Linked DNA regions of Homo sapiens: region 2 is linked to region 1. The links are chromatin loops, found by intact Hi-C in ENCODE. Cell type or tissue: B cell. All regions are shown on one strand. Links, peaks and the distances in the headings refer to the core of each region. The heading gives the core; the rest is flanking DNA. Region 1 holds the start of EMB (embigin). Region 2 overlaps EMB (embigin).

Region 1 (8,698 bases), core at 232-8,231:
TAAATTTACATCAGTGGGTACTCATGAATTCCCATATTATTAAATGAGTTGCAATCCACTAATATCATTATTTATTTGATGCTCAATTTGTCCCAGATTTGTCCAGTGGGAACCCCTTTAAATGTCCTTAAAGGTAAAAACTGCCAGCATGTTCTACTGAGATATGGACTAACAATGTCAGACATATGTGGGTGCTTGAATAGTATTTGCTTCAAAAATATTTATTACTAGAAAGCTGCTGTGTTTGGGGTGAGAGGTTAGTAGGGAAGGGGGTTCATAAAGGGAATGCAAAAGCCACGTCCTCTGGAAGTTAAAAGGATCATTTTAAATGATTCTACTGCAAACATTTTTCAAAAGATAAACATGACCCATTTCTCCAATTTGTGTCATGTAATAGTAATAATAATGATATTTAAATACTCCCACTGATATATCCTTTACAAAGATATATTATATGTCTTATTTAATCAAAAAACCTTAAAACAGTCCCTGTACCTAATTTTATTCCAGGACTCAAACTGTGTCAGCATGTCATTCAGTGCAAATCAGACATTTAGATGCATAGGCTATGCTGTCAGTAGTTCTGAACTTTCATAGACATTTCCAATTAGCTCGGAGAGACAACTGGATATTGTGTTTAAGCACTGTGTTTAGGAAAACAGGCACTGGATGGACCAATGCCAAATTTCCTGCTCTGCTGCTTAACTAAGTATGTGTAATTACTTGGGCAATTAAGCAATTACTTGGGCAATTACATAAGCCAAGCCCCAATTTCTTCATCTTGAGCCCAGAAGGTCAAGGCTGCAGTGAGCCGTGAATGTGCCTCTGCCCTCCAGCCTGAGCGACAGAGTGAGAATTCCCCAGGAGTGCAGAGGTTCTCAGAACTGCAATACTCTGAGATGAATTTTGAAAGGTGAATCAGGGATAGAAGAATTAGGGATACCCAGAAAGGAGAAAAATGTTCTAGACAATTCTTTTTTCTTTTTTCAGCTGGAACTAAAAAAATGCTAACTCATAGGGCTATACATTTATAACTATTCTTATTATTAAAATTTGACTCAAAGTCTTAGGTTAACAGACAACCTGTGTCTAAGTATGTAGGCCTATACATCTAGGTCAAAAATATCCAGTAAACCTCACAATATCCTTTGGCAAAGAGAAAAATGAATTTCCCAGAGATCAATACCGAATCTAGAAAACAAGCTGAGAGTGCCTGACAATTTTTAATTCTGGCTTAAATTCGATGCTAACTTCATAACTTTTGTCTTGTACATTATTCCACAATTTTAGCTTACGTGGAGCTAAAAGAGCAGAACTTATACCATATACATAGAGTGACATCCCCTCCCCCATTCATCTTATTGATTTACACCTTCATTTATTCCACTTTCATTTGTTTCCTACCTTTTTTTTTTTTTTTCCTTTAGAGATCTTCTCTGCATATCAACTTAACCCTGACGCCTATGGAATAAGTATTTACCTAACAGTGCACTGTCTAGGCCATATCATTTTAAAGCTGTGGTTTTTAACCAGCTTAAAATCACATTTAAAGCTACATGGAGAGCTGATGAAACTCCTTAATGCCCACACTGAATCCCAAGCCAAATGAACCAGAGTTTTGCGGGAAAAGATCCAGGTATCAGGATTTTTCAAGCTCTCTGGTGATTCTGACATACAGTCAAGTAGAGAATCAAAGTTCTACAATGAATCCAGAATGCACTGGTTCTCAGAACTGCAATACTCTGAGGTGAACCAGGGATAGAAGAATTGGAGATACCCAGAAGGGGGAAAAATGTCCTGGACAATTCTGTTTCTTTTTCTTTCTTTTTTTTTGAGACAGTTTTGCACTGTCACCCAGGCTGGAGCTTAGTGGCACCATCACCATCATAGCTCACTGCAGCCTCAAACTTTGGACTGAAGCAATCTTTCTGCCTTGGCATCCCAAGCACCTGGGACTACTGGTGTACATCACCACAACCGCACTTTTAATTTTTTTTTTTTTTTTTTTAATAAAGAAGGGACCTTGCTATGTTGCCCGGGGTGGTCTTGAACTCCTGGATTCCAGCCATCCTCCCACCTCAGCGCCCAAAAGTGCTGGGATTACAGGCCTGGACAATTCTTTATAAGTGGTATTATGGAAAAGAGATGTGGCACAAGGAAATCTGCGAAGGAACCCACGATGTTCTGTCCAAGTTGTTAACAACTAGACGTTTTAAAAGGCATTTATAAAAATTAATAGTCTTACCTTTTGATTATCCTTCCTTCTCTATGGTGTGTTACAAAAATTCCACATCTTACAAGCCCATGAAAATAAATTCCCATGAGAGTTTGAAAACTTTTTGCAGAATAATGTCCCAATTTTAGTTACTGGTGGCCAATATTTACCAGCTTGAGAGGTGGTCTTTTATTACCCTTACTGGCTGGTAACATTTATGACACAGAAACTTGCAATAGGTTGGATGGAATCCTTTCAATATGAAAAGTAATTATAAACAGGTGAAGGTAGAATGGCAACTTTCGTGTTGGCTTTGTTAATGTTTTGCACGTAATCCCTCTGTCAAAGTGTCTTAAACAATAAAACAACAAGCAAAAATCTCACACATACACACACACACATGCACACACACATTTTGTTTTCAAAGACCACGGTGTAAAATGAAGATACACACACGTTATCCTGTAAGTTGTGGATCTTTGGTTGGCTAGTTGGTTATGATGTTTTTTCCCCTACTCAGCTCTAAAAAAACATCCTCGGCAAGGTGAGGTGGCTCACGCCTGTAATCCCAGCACTTTGGGAGGCCGAAGCGGGCGGATCACCTCAGGTTGGGAGTTCGAGACCAGACTGACCAATGTGGAGAAGCCCAGTCTCTACTAAAAATATAAAATTAGCCCGGCGTGGTGGCGCATGCCTGTAATCCCAGCTACTCTGGAGGCTGACAGAGGAGAATCGCTTGAACCCGGGAGGAGGAGGTTGCGGTGAGCCGAGATCACGCCATTGCACTCCAGCCTGGGCAACAAGAGTAAAACTCCGTCTCAAAAAAAAAAAAAAAAAAAAAAAAAAAATCCTCAAAGCCAACCCACCTGCCAAGAGGAGGGAAGGAGGTGATACTCGAGCCTTACTCTCGAATCAAGAAAAGGGAGTAGGCCTTGGGGAAATGTGGCTTTCAAAATTCATGCCATATTTGCCCAAGCCAAGTCGCTAGCTGGTCCCTGCAACCACCCACACACCCCACTGCCTTCTTCCTAGGAAAAACCAGACTCTGCCCTGTTACCTACGCGCCCGACTCGCGGGGCGCTGTTCGTTCAAGACTCGCCCCAAAGAGCGCAGGAACGCGAGCCGCAGCAGTTTCAGGGTTCAGCTTAGGTGACACAAACGTAGCTAATGGGAGGCCGCCGCCGACTCTCCCACCCGCCCTTACCAGCATCCCCGCGCCTCTCCCCGCCACCCTTGCCCGGCGCGCCGGCGATGCCCTCTGCCCGCGGGGACCCGAGCCTCGCGCGCCCTCCGCCCTCCCTACCCTGGACCCTGTACCCATCACACCTGGGGCACTGCCGTCCGCCGAGCTTGGGCGCGCGGCAGCGAGAAGGCACTGGAGGAGGAGCAGCCGGGGCGTACGCGCCCTGGCCTCCAGCAGGCCGGGGAGGGCGCGCATGGCGCCAGAGGGTCCGCCTGGGTCCTCGTGGAGACTGCTCCCTCAGCTCGCCGCCGCGGGTGTCCAGAGTCCCTGCGCACACTCGCAGGTGGCCCGGCGCTCGCAGCCAGTGCCGCGGGTAGGACGCTGAAGAAAAGGCGGAATGGGAGGGGCCCGGCCGCCTTGCCCCACTCCCCCGAGACGCTCTTACCGCGCCCGGCCCTCCATCAGTTATGCAGCCCTCAGCCGGCTGCTGGCGTTCCCGGATGTGCGGTGGCGGTGCTACTTCCCGGCTGCAGCCTCTCCGGCCTCCGCCCTCTCGGCTCTAGCAGGTCGGGAGAGAGCTTGGGCAGGTGATGTCTAGCCAATCTCGTGGGGAGAGGTCGAAACTCTGCCTACAGACTGGCCTTTGCACTTCACCTGAGGCAGGTTTCACTAATTTGCTTTGATGGGACAGATGAGAAACACTTTTCTCCTCCCGGACCCCGGACATCTTTGGGCTTTCTTACGAGGGAGGCTTATTTTTGCGCAGGTGTAAGGTTTTATCCAGCTGCCAGACAACTTGTGTTAATCTTTCTTTGCTTTGCCTACCAATCACACACATTCTCTCTTCTAGTCTCTGAAGGCTTAACTGATTTTCTCCGGATGAAGGTTTTAGAGTCCCAAGGCCCCATACCGTGTCTGATTTTACTTTATTTTTGTTTGTTAAGCCTAACAGCTTCTGAGGAGCCACCTAGAGCTCAAGAAGCAAAAGCTACTGAGAGTAGATACTATGTAAACTGCACAAGACATTGACCTTTGTTAAATCCGAACACTCTTTAAGATAATGCTCTTACCCACAAGGCTGTAGCTTGGAATATTCAGTGCTCTGAACCAAATTAAATAAATTAGTGCTTTATCCGGGAGGGGAGGAGAAATCTATATTGTAACATTGAAACACATTGATTTGATTTCTCTCCAGGATGTTATAACGCATTAAAAGATATTTTTAAAATTTTTCACGAGCTTTGTTTCCTCTCCCTTTATTTTTTTGAAGTTCAGCTTTCACATTCGTAAATTCAAAATATATCGGCGTTAAAAAAAAAAGGATTGGAAATAACATGAGACAAATTTTGAAAATTGAGCTATTTAACAAAACCTGTGTTTATTCCAGGCAGGAATGGTTAATTTGTAATTGGTACGTATTACTAAAACACGTCTGTTTCTGGTTTAGTATTATATGCACAAAACTTTGGAAACAGAATGTAGATTCTTCAAATTGGCAGTGAGATAATATGAATAATACAATTCATTCAACAATATTATCTACCAGGTGCCAATCTACCATTGTGTTCAAAAGAGGCTAGATAGGCACACATGCACAAATGCACGCATGCACACATGTACACACACACACACACAAATTAGACAACTGTTTATCTGTGAATGACAAATCTCAGAAAAGCCTCTTCTCAGAAAATTATGGTCAAAATTATTAAAATCTTCTGAATGAAACTTTAAAAGATGCCTTCAAGGACTAAATCTTATACACTGTTGACCCTCTGAGGGCATTGACTGGGCTTGCTAAACCCAAATTGCCTAATCAATGGCTGCTACATCACACCTCTTTCTTTCAACCCTGCATCTGGTCTCAGGACTAACTGCACACATTTCCCTATAATTAGGTAGAGTGTCAACAGTAAGCACTTCTCACCTCAAACTAAACTCTGACTGACTTTTCCCAGTTAGTCTCATAAAATCCTTAGACACAAATTCACCCTTCTTAAAGAAACATTTTTTTCAGTTGAATCAGCCTATTTATGACCAGAAAAACTTACTTACCCAAGTTGATGCTGATCCCCACTGTTGCTTTTGCTGTTGGAACAAAAGAGTTGAGAAAGAAATATAATTCTCATTTTGCTAAGCATTTTGAAAGTCTTTTCATCACTGTTCCTGTTCTATATTTAGATATTTGATATTTCCAGCCTTATGTACATTCCACTTTTTCAAATGCTCCATATCCTTTAAAACAAGCTTATTGACTGCCTTCCCTATATAACTTTTTCTATCCCTGATTCACCTTTCAAAATTCATCTCAGAGTATTGCAGTTCTGAGAACCTCTGCACTCCTGGGGAATTCTCACTCTGTCGCTCAGGCTGGAGGGCAGAGGCACATTCACGGCTCACTGCAGCCTTGACCTTCTGGGCTCAAGACGAAGAAATTGGGGATTGGCTTAAGTAATTGCCCAAGTAATTGCTTAAGTAATTGCCCAAGTAATTACACATACTTAGTTAAGCAGCAGAGCAGGAAATTTGGCATTGGTCCATCCAGTGCCTGTTTTCCTAAACACAGTGCTTAAACACAATATCCAGTTGTCTCTCCGAGCTAATTGGAAATGTCTATGAAAGTTCAGAACTACTGACAGCATAGCCTATGCATCTAAATGTCTGATTTGCACTGAATGACATGCTGACACAGTTTGAGTCCTGGAATAAAATTAGGTACAGGGACTCTTTTAAGGTTTTTTGATTAAATAAGACATATAATATATCTTTGTAAAGGACATATCAGTGGGAGTATTTAAATATCATTATTATTACTATTACATGACACAAATTGGAGAAATGGGTCATGTTTATCTTTTGAAAAATGTTTGCAGTAGAATCATTTAAAATGATCCTTTAACTTCCAGAGGACGTGGCTTTTGCATTCCCTTTATGAACCCCCTTCCCTACTAACCTCTCACCCCAAACACAGCAGCTTTCTAGTAATAAATATTTTTGAAGCAAATACTATTCAAGCACCCACATATGTCTGACATTGTTAGTCCATATCTCAGTAGAACATGCTGGCAGTTTTTACCTTTAAGGACATTTAAAGGGGTTCCCACTGGACAAATCTGGGACAAATTGAGCATCAAATAAATAATAATATTAGTGGATTGCAACTCAGGGATAGAAGTACTGGGGATACCCAGAAGAGAGAAAAATGTTCTAGACAATTCTTTTTTCTTTTTTCAGCTGGAACTAAAAAAATGCTAACTCATAGGGCTATACATTTATAACTATTCTTATTATTAAAATTTGACTCAAAGTCTTAGGTTAACAGACAACCTGTGTCCAAGTATGTAGGCCTATACATCTAGGTCAAAAATATCCAGTAAACCTCACAATATCCTTTGGCAAAGAGAAAACTGAATTTCGCAGAGATCAATACCGAATCTAGAAAACAAGCTGAGAGTGCCTGACAATTTTTAATTCTGGCTTAAATTCGATGCTAACTTCATAACTTTTGTCTTGTACATTATTCCACAATTTTAGCTTACGTGGAGCTAAAAGAGCAGAACTTATACCATATACGTAGAGTGACATCCCCTCCCCCATTCATCTTATTGATTTACACCTTCATTTATTCCACTTTCATTTGTTTCCTACCTTTTTTTTTTTTTTTCTCTTTAGAGATCTTCTCTGCATATCAACTTAACCCTGATGCCTATGGAATAAGTATTTACCTAACAGTGCACTGTCTAGGCCATATCATTTTAAAGCTGTGGTTTTTAACCAGCTTAAAATCACATTTAAAGCTACATGGAGAGCTGATGAAACTCCTTAATGCCCACACTGAATCCCAAGCCAAATGAACCAGAGTTTTGCGGGAAAAGATCCAGGTATCAGGATTTTTCAAGCTCTCTGGTGATTCTGACATACAGTCAAGTAGAGAATCAAAGTTCTACAATGAATCCAGAATGCACTGGTTCTCAGAACTGCAATACTCTGAGGTGAACCAGGGATAGAAGAATTGGAGATACCCAGACGGGGGAAACTTTTTCTGACCTTTCTGGTCCAAATTGACCTTTTCCTCCTTGGTGAAATAAATATTGCAACAAGCACTTTGATACTCTCATCATGAAGCGTATAAAGGGGGAATAAGGGTCCTTTGTTTTCTCCCCTTGAGTTGGGTGGGCTCTTTGACTCCCCTAACCTACTGAATATTGCTGAAGAGATACTGTGTGGGCTGGCCAGGCGTGGTGGCTCGCGCCTGTAATTCCAGCACTTTGGGAGGCTGAGGCAGGCAGATCACAAGGTCAGGAGCTCGAGACCAGCCTGGCCAATATGGTGAAACCCCGTCTCTACTAAAAATGCAAAAAAAAAAAAAAAAAAAAAAAAAATTAGCTGTGCATGGTGGCGCATGCCTGTAATCCCAGATACTTGGGAAGCTAAGTCAGGAGAATTGCTTGAACCCAGGAGGCAGAGCTTGCGGCAAGCCAACATCGCACCACTGCACTCCAGCCAGGGCAACAGAGCAAGACTGTCTCAAAACAAAAAAAGAGAGAGAGAGATTGTGTGAGCTTTCTGTTCCAGACCACAAGAGCTTCCACTTCCTTTCTGTTGGAGATCTTGCTCATAGAAGACACCTGCCTAGTGAAAAGTACTACAGTATTATCCTGAGACTGCCACACTGTGAGAAACCCAAACGCCATGGAGGACCCCGTAAAAATAAAGTCAGGTCAAGTAAAAAAGGAATATGAAGGTTTATTATACATACAGAAGAATAGTTCACAAACCAGAAGACTTCAAATCAAAAATAGTAAGAAACTTGACGTGAGAGTTACAGTGCAGCTTATAAAGCATCAATGAGGAAGTGCATTGACCTCTGCTGTGACTGGCTATTAAAAACATATTCCTTTTTGGGCAAGTAGAGTTGTATAAACTTATTTATCTGTAACAAATTGGTTCAATTTCATCATACTAACAAGAAAGGAAAGCTTAACTTTTGTTAATCATTAGAAATTGCATTTCAGAGAAATCAGGATAGCTTAAATTTTGGTTATGTGGCTATGAGTGGTTGACCTAAGAATATACTGTTGCCTCCATTTTGATTATACTTTAACAAATCCCTCATACAGGACCTTAAATCATTGTTGATTGTTTCCTTTGCTGTGCAGAAGCTTTTTAGCCTGGTTCAATGCCATTTGTCTATTCTTTCTTGGTTGCCTGTGCTTTAGAGGTCTTACACAAAATGTCATTGCTCAGCCTAATGTCCTGGAACACTTCCGCAAAGTTTTCATCTAATTGTTTCATAGTCA
Region 2 (8,698 bases), core at 699-8,698, 47 kb before region 1:
TAAAAACCCCACAATTACATGGAAACTGTACAACCTACTCCTGAATGACTACTGGATAAATAACAAAATGAAGGCAGAAATAAGTATGTTCTTTGAAACCAATGACAACAAAGACACAACGTACCAGAATCTCTGGGACACATTTAAAGCGGTGTGGAGAGGGAAATTTATAGCACTAAATGCCCATGACAGAAAGCAGGAAAGATCTAAAATTGACACCCTGACATCACAATCAAAAGAACTAGAGAACCAAGAGCAAACAAATTCAAAAGCTAGCAGAAGACGAGAAATAACTAAGATCAGAGCAGAACTGAAGGAGAGACAAGAAAAACCCTTCAAAAAAAAAGCAATGAATCCAGGAGCTGGTTTTTTGAAAAGATCAACAAAATTGATAGACTGCTAGCAAGACCAATAAAGAAGAAAAGAGAGAAGAATCAAATAGATGCAATAGAAAATGATAAAGGGGATACCACCACCAATCCCAAAGAAATACAAGCTACCATCAGAGAATACTATACACACCTCTATGCAAATAAACTAGAAAATCTAGAAGAAATTGATAAATTCCTCGACACATACACCCTCCCAAGACTAAACCAGGAAGAAGTTGAATCTCTGAATAGACCAATAACAGGTTCTGAAATTGACACAATAATTAATAGCTTACCAACCAAAAAAAGCCCAGGACCAGACAGATTCACAGCCAAATTCTACCAGAGGTACAAAGAGGAACTGGTAGCATTCCTTCTGAAACTATTCCAAACAATAGAAAAAGAAAGAATCCTCCCTAACTCATTTTATGAGGCCAGCATCATCCTGATACCAAAACCTGGCAGAGACACAACAAAAAAGAAAATTTCAGGCCAATATCCCCGATGAACATCTATGCGAAAATCCTCAATAAAATACTGACAAACCGAATCCAGCAGCACATCAAAAAGCACCACGATCAAGTCGGCTTCATCCCTGGGATGCAAGGCTGGTTCAACATATGCAAATTAATAAACACAATCCATCACATAAACAGAATCAATGATAAAAACCACATGATTATCTCAATAGATGCAGAAAAGGTCTTCAACAAAATTCAACACCCCTTCATGCTAAAAACTCTCAATAAACTAGGTACTGATGGAACATATCTACAAATAATAAGAGCTATTTATGCAAACCCACAGCCAAGATCATACTGAATGGGCAAAAACTGGAAGCATTCCCTTTGAAAACTGGCACAAGAAAAGAATGCCCTCTCTCACCACTCCTATTCAACATAGTATTGGAAGATCTGGCCACGGCAATCAGGCAAGAGAAAGAAAAAAGGGTATTCAATTAGGAAAAGAGGAAGTCAAATTGTCTCTGTTTGCAGATTACATGATTGTATATTTAGAAAGCCCTATTGTCTCAGCCCAAAATCTCCTTAAGCTGATAAGCAACTTCAGCAAAGGCTGAGGATACAAAATCAATGTGCAAAAATCACAAGCATTCCTATACACTAATTACAGACCAACAGAGAGCCAAATCATGAGTGAACTCCCATTCACAATTGCTACAAAGGGAATGAAATACCTAGGAATCCAACTTATAAGGGATGTGAAGGACCTCTTCAAGGAGAACTACAAACCACTGCTCAAGGAAATAAGAGTGGACACAAACAAATGGAAAAACATTCCATTTTCATGGATAGGAAGAATCAATATCATGAGAATGGCCATACTGCCCAAGGTAATTGAGACATCAATGCTGTCCCCATCAAGCTACCATTGACTTTCTCACAGAATTGGAAAAAACTACTTTAAATTTCTTGTGGAATCAAAAAGGAGCCCACAGAGCCAAGCCAATCCTAAGCAAAAAGAACAAAGCTGGAGGCATCATGCTACTTGACTTCAAACTATACTACAAGGCTACAGTAACCAAAACAGCATGGGACTGGTACCAAAACAGAGAGATAGACCAATGGAACAGAACAGAGGCCTCAGAAATAATGCCGCGTTATCTACAATCATCTGATCTTTGACAAACCTGACAAAAACAAGTACTGGGGAAAGGATTCCCTATTTAATAAATGGTGCTGGGAAAACTGTCTAGCCATATGTAGAAAGCTGAAACTGGATTCCTTCCTTACGTCTTACATAAAAATTAATTCAAAATGGATTAAGGACTCATATGTTAGACCTAAAACCATAAAAGCCCTAGAAGAAAACCTAGGCAATACCATTCAGGATATAGGCATGGGCAAAGATTTCATGACTAAAACACCAAAAGCAATGGCAACAAAAGCCAAAATTGACAAATGGGATCTAATTAAACTAAAGAGCTTCTTCACAGCAAAAGAAACTATTATCAGAGTGAACAGGCAACCTACAGAATGGGAGAAAATTTTTGCAATCTATCTATCTGGCAAAGGGCTAATATCCAGGATCCACAAAGAATTTCAACAAATTTACAAGAAAAAAAACAACCCCATCAAAAAGTGGGCCAAGGATATTAACAGACACTTCTCAAAAGAAGACATTTATGCAGCCAACAGACACATTAAAAAAATGCTCATCATCACTGGTCATCAGAGAAATGCAAATCAAAACCACAATGAGATACCACCTCACGTCAGTTAGAATGGTGATCATTAAAAAGTCAGGAAACAACAGATTCTGGAGAGGATGTGGAGAAACAGGAATGCTTTTACACTGTTGGGGGAGTGTAAATTACTTGTGGAAGACAGTGTGGCGATTCCTCAGGGATCTAGAACTAGAAATACCATTTGACCCAGCAATCCCATTACTGGGTATATACCCAAAGGATTATAAATCATTCTACTGTAAAGACACATGCACACGTATGTTTATTGTGGCACTGTTCAGAATAACAAAGACTTGGAAGCAACCTAAATGCCCATCAATGATAGACTGGATAAAGAAAATGTGGCACATATACACCATAGAATACTATACAGCCATAAAAATGGATGAGTTTATATCCTTTGCAGGGACATGGATGACACTGGAAACCATCATTCTCAGCAAACTATCACAAGAACAGAAAACCAAACACCGGCACGTTCTCACTCATAAGTGGGAATTGAACAATGAGAACATATGGACACAGGGAGGGGAATATCACACACCGGGGCCTGTTGCGGAGTGGGAGCTAGGGGACAGATAGCATTAGCAGAAATACCCAACGTATATGATAGGTTGATGGGTGCAGCAAACCACCATGGCACGTGTATACCTATGTAACAAACCTGCACATTCTGCACATGTACCTCAGAACTTAAAATATAATGAAAAAAATTTACCCAGAACAACAAGAAAATTTGTTCTCTGCATCATTTTAACTTAAAATATCTATTTTTATGAAGTTCGCTACTGCCTTTTAAATTGTTCAAATATATTTTGGGACACTTTGAAAATTCCTTTCTGAAAGACTTTTGGTTCGATGTGTTAAACTAGAGTCCCAGCTCTAGGTGCACTTTTTCACTGGGCTTGAGAAGGACATATTGTTCAACATGATTTAAATTATTTGTGAGTATACACAAAGAAAAAAAAAACTAGTGTTTTCTGTTTAGTGCCTTTATATTCTCTTTTAAACCACTATTAAAAATAAAAAGCATGACAATGTTTTTCAATACTTAACTTTTTAATTCACTAAGTACTATTTTATTCAATTTAATTGCATATTAGATGTATCTTTTCAGTTACATGCAACAGAAAATATTTTTTAAACATTCCTATATAGACATTTTCTGTGCTATTTACACAGTACAGAAAGCCCTCAATGAGAATTTAGGCACATATGCTTACAAAGGAAAAAATTATAATTATTAGAAAGTATGTCAAAATAAATCCATGATCCTTGATTTAAATAAAACTAAAGATTATGATCATATTTCTTTCTTTAAAAGTACAAAGACAGTTAATAAAATGTGATAGTTACAAACATGTGCTATGATTTTGCAGCATTAAATAGTATTGTTACATATGTAATAAATCTAACATTGTGCTACATTATTTTCTAAAGTAAATTAAAAATTAAATAGCAAAATCAGTTTTTATAAACAAAGTTTTTGAACATAATAAGCCAACACATAAAAATAATATACATAGTTGTTGCAGGTTAATCTTGTGATTAAAAGTAATTTTGACAACATTATTCATGAATTATTTTCACTGACTTCATAAGAAAATTTTATCATAAAAGCACAATCACACATTCATGATTCACTGAGAATCACACAGACATTATTATTATGACACATGAATCAGAAGATATGCAAGCCCAAAGAATTCTCGAGTGCATTCCATAGGCCAGCAAAAACATGACTTTCTTTGCCAGCTTCTCTTACAATCTGTGAATCATACTTTTGAATGCCAATAAATCTCAACCTATTAGATGCTTTTGGAAATTAATAAAACTTTAAGCTTACTAAACTGTCTCATTATAGGCAGTTTATAGTGAGACTCTCCTGACATTTACTTAAAATGGCTATTTCCCTATGTTTACTACTAAAAATGGCTATTTCCCTGAAAGTTGATTTTTGTTTATCATTTACTTGTTGCAGATGCTACTGCTGTGTCTATGGCAGACTATCCATAATGTACTTAAATTCTCTCTGCAGGCTAAATGTACGACCAGAGACTATTTTCTGCCTGTTGTCCTGGGGAAATCATAAATAGCACCTTCTTTCACTTTCAGTGGTTGGATGATAAATTTTATGGCCACCCTCCCAATTTATAAGTAAAATTACAAAAAAAAAAAAAAAAAAAGAAAGAAAGAAAGAGTGCTAAGGCAAATAAATGTGTCTTGATTCCCCAGCACCACTATAGGGATACAAGAGTGGCAAAGCATGGATTCCATAAAAATTCCATGGAATTTATGATATAACTGACCAGTTGAAAGGAATAAAATTGATATTAAAAAATACAGATTATAGATAATAGCCTCATTTTCTAAGAAGCATGTAACTTGCAGGCCAAAGCTGTTCAACGTGGTGGTTAATCCTAGGTTCTTCAGGAGGACTCCGTGAATGTGAATCTCAGCTCTAAACACTTACAGGCAGGGTGACTTAAGGCAGCTTACCTAATCTCTCTAAGCTGCAGTTTCCTCATCTATTAAAAAAGTAGATATTAACTGTTTTTATAGCATAGGACCATTGTGTGGATTAAATGAACAAAACATGTCAAAGCAATTTGCACAGTGCCCATCATATGCCATGCACTCAATGTCAGTTATTATTATCCTTAGTGAAGCAGAATTCAATTGGTAAACAGGGCATGTAACTGACTTTCTGGATACAGTGCAGATACATTCCTAAGTATCATATGAAAGAAGGGTCTATAGTTCCATTTTCTTTTTCTCAATACTAGAGTAGGATAAATTCATGGTTAATTAATAAAAATCAAAATAGACATTACATAAATCTGTATAACTTAAGATTCTAAAATAATTGAGTCACTCTTCTATTTTTCATTCATTCAATAAGTATTTATTCAGAATATAGTACAAGTAGGTCACTTTGCCTTTAATTAATACTGCAACACATACTTGAACTTATTTCCACCTATAGATGAACAATACTAATGAGGAATAAGTCCCCAATTCTTTGCATAAATTTGTTCGATTAGACAAAATGAAAGAAATGCTTTCAGTGATCAAAACTAAACTATGAAACTGTGAAAATAATTATACCTTTTAAGATTAAATTTTGAATTGGATCTGAGATATTCTGAAGTATACTGGCAGGGGAAAGTGGAATGAGGTTAGTGGAGTGAACACAAACATCAACTCTCTACAGTATGATGTAAAGAAATACAATCACTAAATTTTGGGGGGAACAGATACAGAGTCTTCCTCTGTCTCCCGGGCTGAAGTGCAGTGGCAATCATAGCTCAGTGCAGCATCAAACTCCTGGGCTCAAGTAATCCTCCCGCCTCAGCCACCCAAGTAGCTGGAACTACAGGCAAGTACCATGCCTGGCTAATTTCTTTTTTATTTTTAGTAGAGACAGGGTCTTACTATGTTGCCCAGGCTGTTCTCAAGTTCCTATCCTCATGTGATCCATCCTCCTTGGCCTCCCAAAGTTCTGAGATTATAGATGTGAGCCACCATGCAGCCTAAAATTCTTTACATTTAAAATCAATGCATTATGTTATTAGAATAAAGGATAAAAATAAGGTTTGCATTTGTACTGTCCATGAAACATGAAGAACAAGGGAAATTTAAATAAGTTGAAAGCAACGTAATCTGTGTAATAGTTTAGGAATTAGAACTCATTTTGCTCACAAGACACTAATTCACTATTACAGAAAATATGACTGGACCTTTATACTATTCTATGTGTTTTTCAAAGTAAAAGAAGCAAATACTGAAGTTATAAAAGCTTGTTTTTCTTTATTAGAATACTTTTTTCAATTCTGATTTGTCACAATTTAGATTCTTTTTCTAAGAATAAGCAGAAATTTACAAAATTTAATTTTTATTTATACATTCATCCGTTCAATACACATTTCAAGAAAGCTGTATTGCACCCTTTCAGTGGTAGTTACAGGACAAAGAAACAAAATAATCCAAGAGAGAGACCAACAAATGTATATTTATAACACAGAGTAATAAACACAAATAAATGTGGAGTTATTTAAGCATGTAAGATGGTACATGCTCTACCAGGTATGGGGGCTTCTCTAAGACACAAGATCAGATTAAAGTCTTGAAAGATAATCTGGGGTTAGTCAAGCAGGTAGAAGTGTGAAGAGCACTTTCTGAGCGGAATCTCCATGTGCCAAGTCTAGTTCAAGAGACTGGATAGAGATTAGCAATTTGGAGAATGCAATATTAAGAAATGGCAAAGGTGAGCCTACAGAGATTCCAAAGTTGCATAGTGAGGTTTGTGTTTGAGAAAGTGGACTCAGGCAGCCACGCAAAAGAGGGATTAATAGAAAAGGAGACTGAGGTAGGAAAATCAAGGCATTAGTGTTGCAGCAGGTGTGGGCAGAGTTGGGGAGGCAATGGGATGGATTCATGAGCTATTAAAAAGGTCAAAGGAGCAGGGATTCATGACCCATAAGTATTAATTAATACAGAAGAAGAAAATATCAGAATGAGTTCTAAATTAGGGCCTGAGCAGCTAGATGTTGGGATAATAACAAAAAGACTGCAAAAGGAGAAGATTTACACTTTGGCAAAAAATGTATATGAAAGTATCTGGGAATTTTATGCCATCATTAAATCTACTTATTATGCTGAAAATCCTTGTTAGCTGGAAAGACTAAGAGAATTCCCCAAGGTGCCTAATATATAAACTTGGAGTAGTTTTCCTACTTCAACTTTTATGCGGCTTATTATTTGCAGTCAATTTATATTTGGTCAATATTAGTTAATTCATTTATCATCTCTGTAAGATTGGTTAATGGAAGCAGATTAAAATCCAACAGTGGTAATTTTCTGGAAGTCCTCCAGAGAGACTACAAAAAGCCAAAAGTCAACTTTAATTTTTGAGTACTTTTCCTATTTAAGGTTACTGAGATAAATTGTCTTTGCTAGAAAAAAATAAACAGTATTGCCAATTAAAAACTCCATTTACTATAGAAATATTCCTGATTATTTTACCTTTGGGAAGCAATGCTTGTTGCTTGAAAATTGTATGAGCCTCAATGGTTAGTGGTGGTAAAATGGAAGAATGCATACTGCAGATGGGTTACACATTTGTTTGTGTTCTATATTCCAAGTCACAAATACACTGCTTTGAATTGTATTTAGTCAAACAGCAGATTTGACTAATATTTCCCTGAATTCAAATAGCTTAGATTAATTAAGCTAACTGATTGGTTATCTACCATTATATAGATATTACCCAAGTAATGTTGTCAAAATAATAATTAATTAAACTAAAATAAATGTATGGCCCTGAGACCAGAATAAAATGAAAACCAAGAATAAAATGAAGTTTGCCATTACCGGGATGTATTCAAGTTCAGCAAACTTATATGTGTAGTTAAGATGCTTTACAACAAAATATTGCATTTTGTTATAGCAACAAAGTATTGAGCAGCTTCCAAGTCACTACCTTATGTGTATTATTCATACTAGTAATATTGGTAAACATTAGTGATACAATTTTCACTACCAAAATTTTATTATATTTTTCTTAGCCAATACATGGAGCAAATTTTTATAAAGTATTTCTTGTCAAATCATTGAATTCCTCCTCCCCAACCTTTAAATTCCCTAGTCGCCAAGAATCTTGGGTTCCACACCACCACTCTTTGCTTCTGTTCTTAAAGTTGTTGCCCTTTGAGCAGTGGGACACTTCATGGTCATTTATGTTATCTAGTATCTTGTGGTATGATTTTAGTATTCATTCAAGCATTGACAACTTTTCATGTTGATTCAGATTTTATAAGATTTGATTACAGTGAGTTTATAAAATATTTCAGTTATATATGCAATAGAAACGAAGTATCCTATTTTGGAAGATAAGTCTAAGGCATTCACAGCAATAAAAAAGAAGTGCTTTAGTATTTCTGGACTTCAGTCAAGGGAATTATTATTGTAAAGCACTAATAATGCAGGTTTAGATATTTAACCAGCCATAGATACCAGGAAGCCAGGTGTTAAATCAAAGAACCAGGAAACCATGAGCCACAAAAGCATCAGTGTAGCAGTGTTTTAAGTATTACGACTATATGGACCTGCACCCTAAAAC

The links. Peaks named below come from ENCODE experiments on the same cell type or tissue, not always from the same donor. Only the 100,000 strongest peaks of a DNase experiment are listed, where the experiment ranks them.
Region 2: it touches region 1 in a loop (1.9-fold over the local background); 3 of 110 quality-filtered maps call a loop at or near these places.

What each region holds. Positions count from the first base shown.
Region 1 is chr5:50,437,499-50,446,196 of GRCh38, forward strand. It overlaps EMB (embigin), which reads right to left and starts at 3,790. Exons shown (of 9, transcript NM_198449.3): 1 at 3,542-3,790. The coding sequence starts at 3,653. RefSeq lists silencers at 3,334-3,523, 3,604-3,733. In B cell, for the core only: a CTCF peak has its summit at 3,272; DNase peaks (open chromatin) are centred at 3,333, 3,593, 3,733, 8,083 and 1 weaker place; H3K4me3 peaks cover 3,208 bases; H3K27ac peaks cover 3,885 bases.
Region 2 is chr5:50,389,830-50,398,527 of GRCh38, forward strand. It overlaps EMB (embigin), which reads right to left. Exons shown (of 9, transcript NM_198449.3): 9 at 6,363-8,698. Among named protein-coding and RNA genes, the nearest start is that of EMB, 47 kb to the right of the region's middle. In B cell, for the core only: no CTCF peak of the experiment used is centred there; no DNase peak of the experiment used is centred there.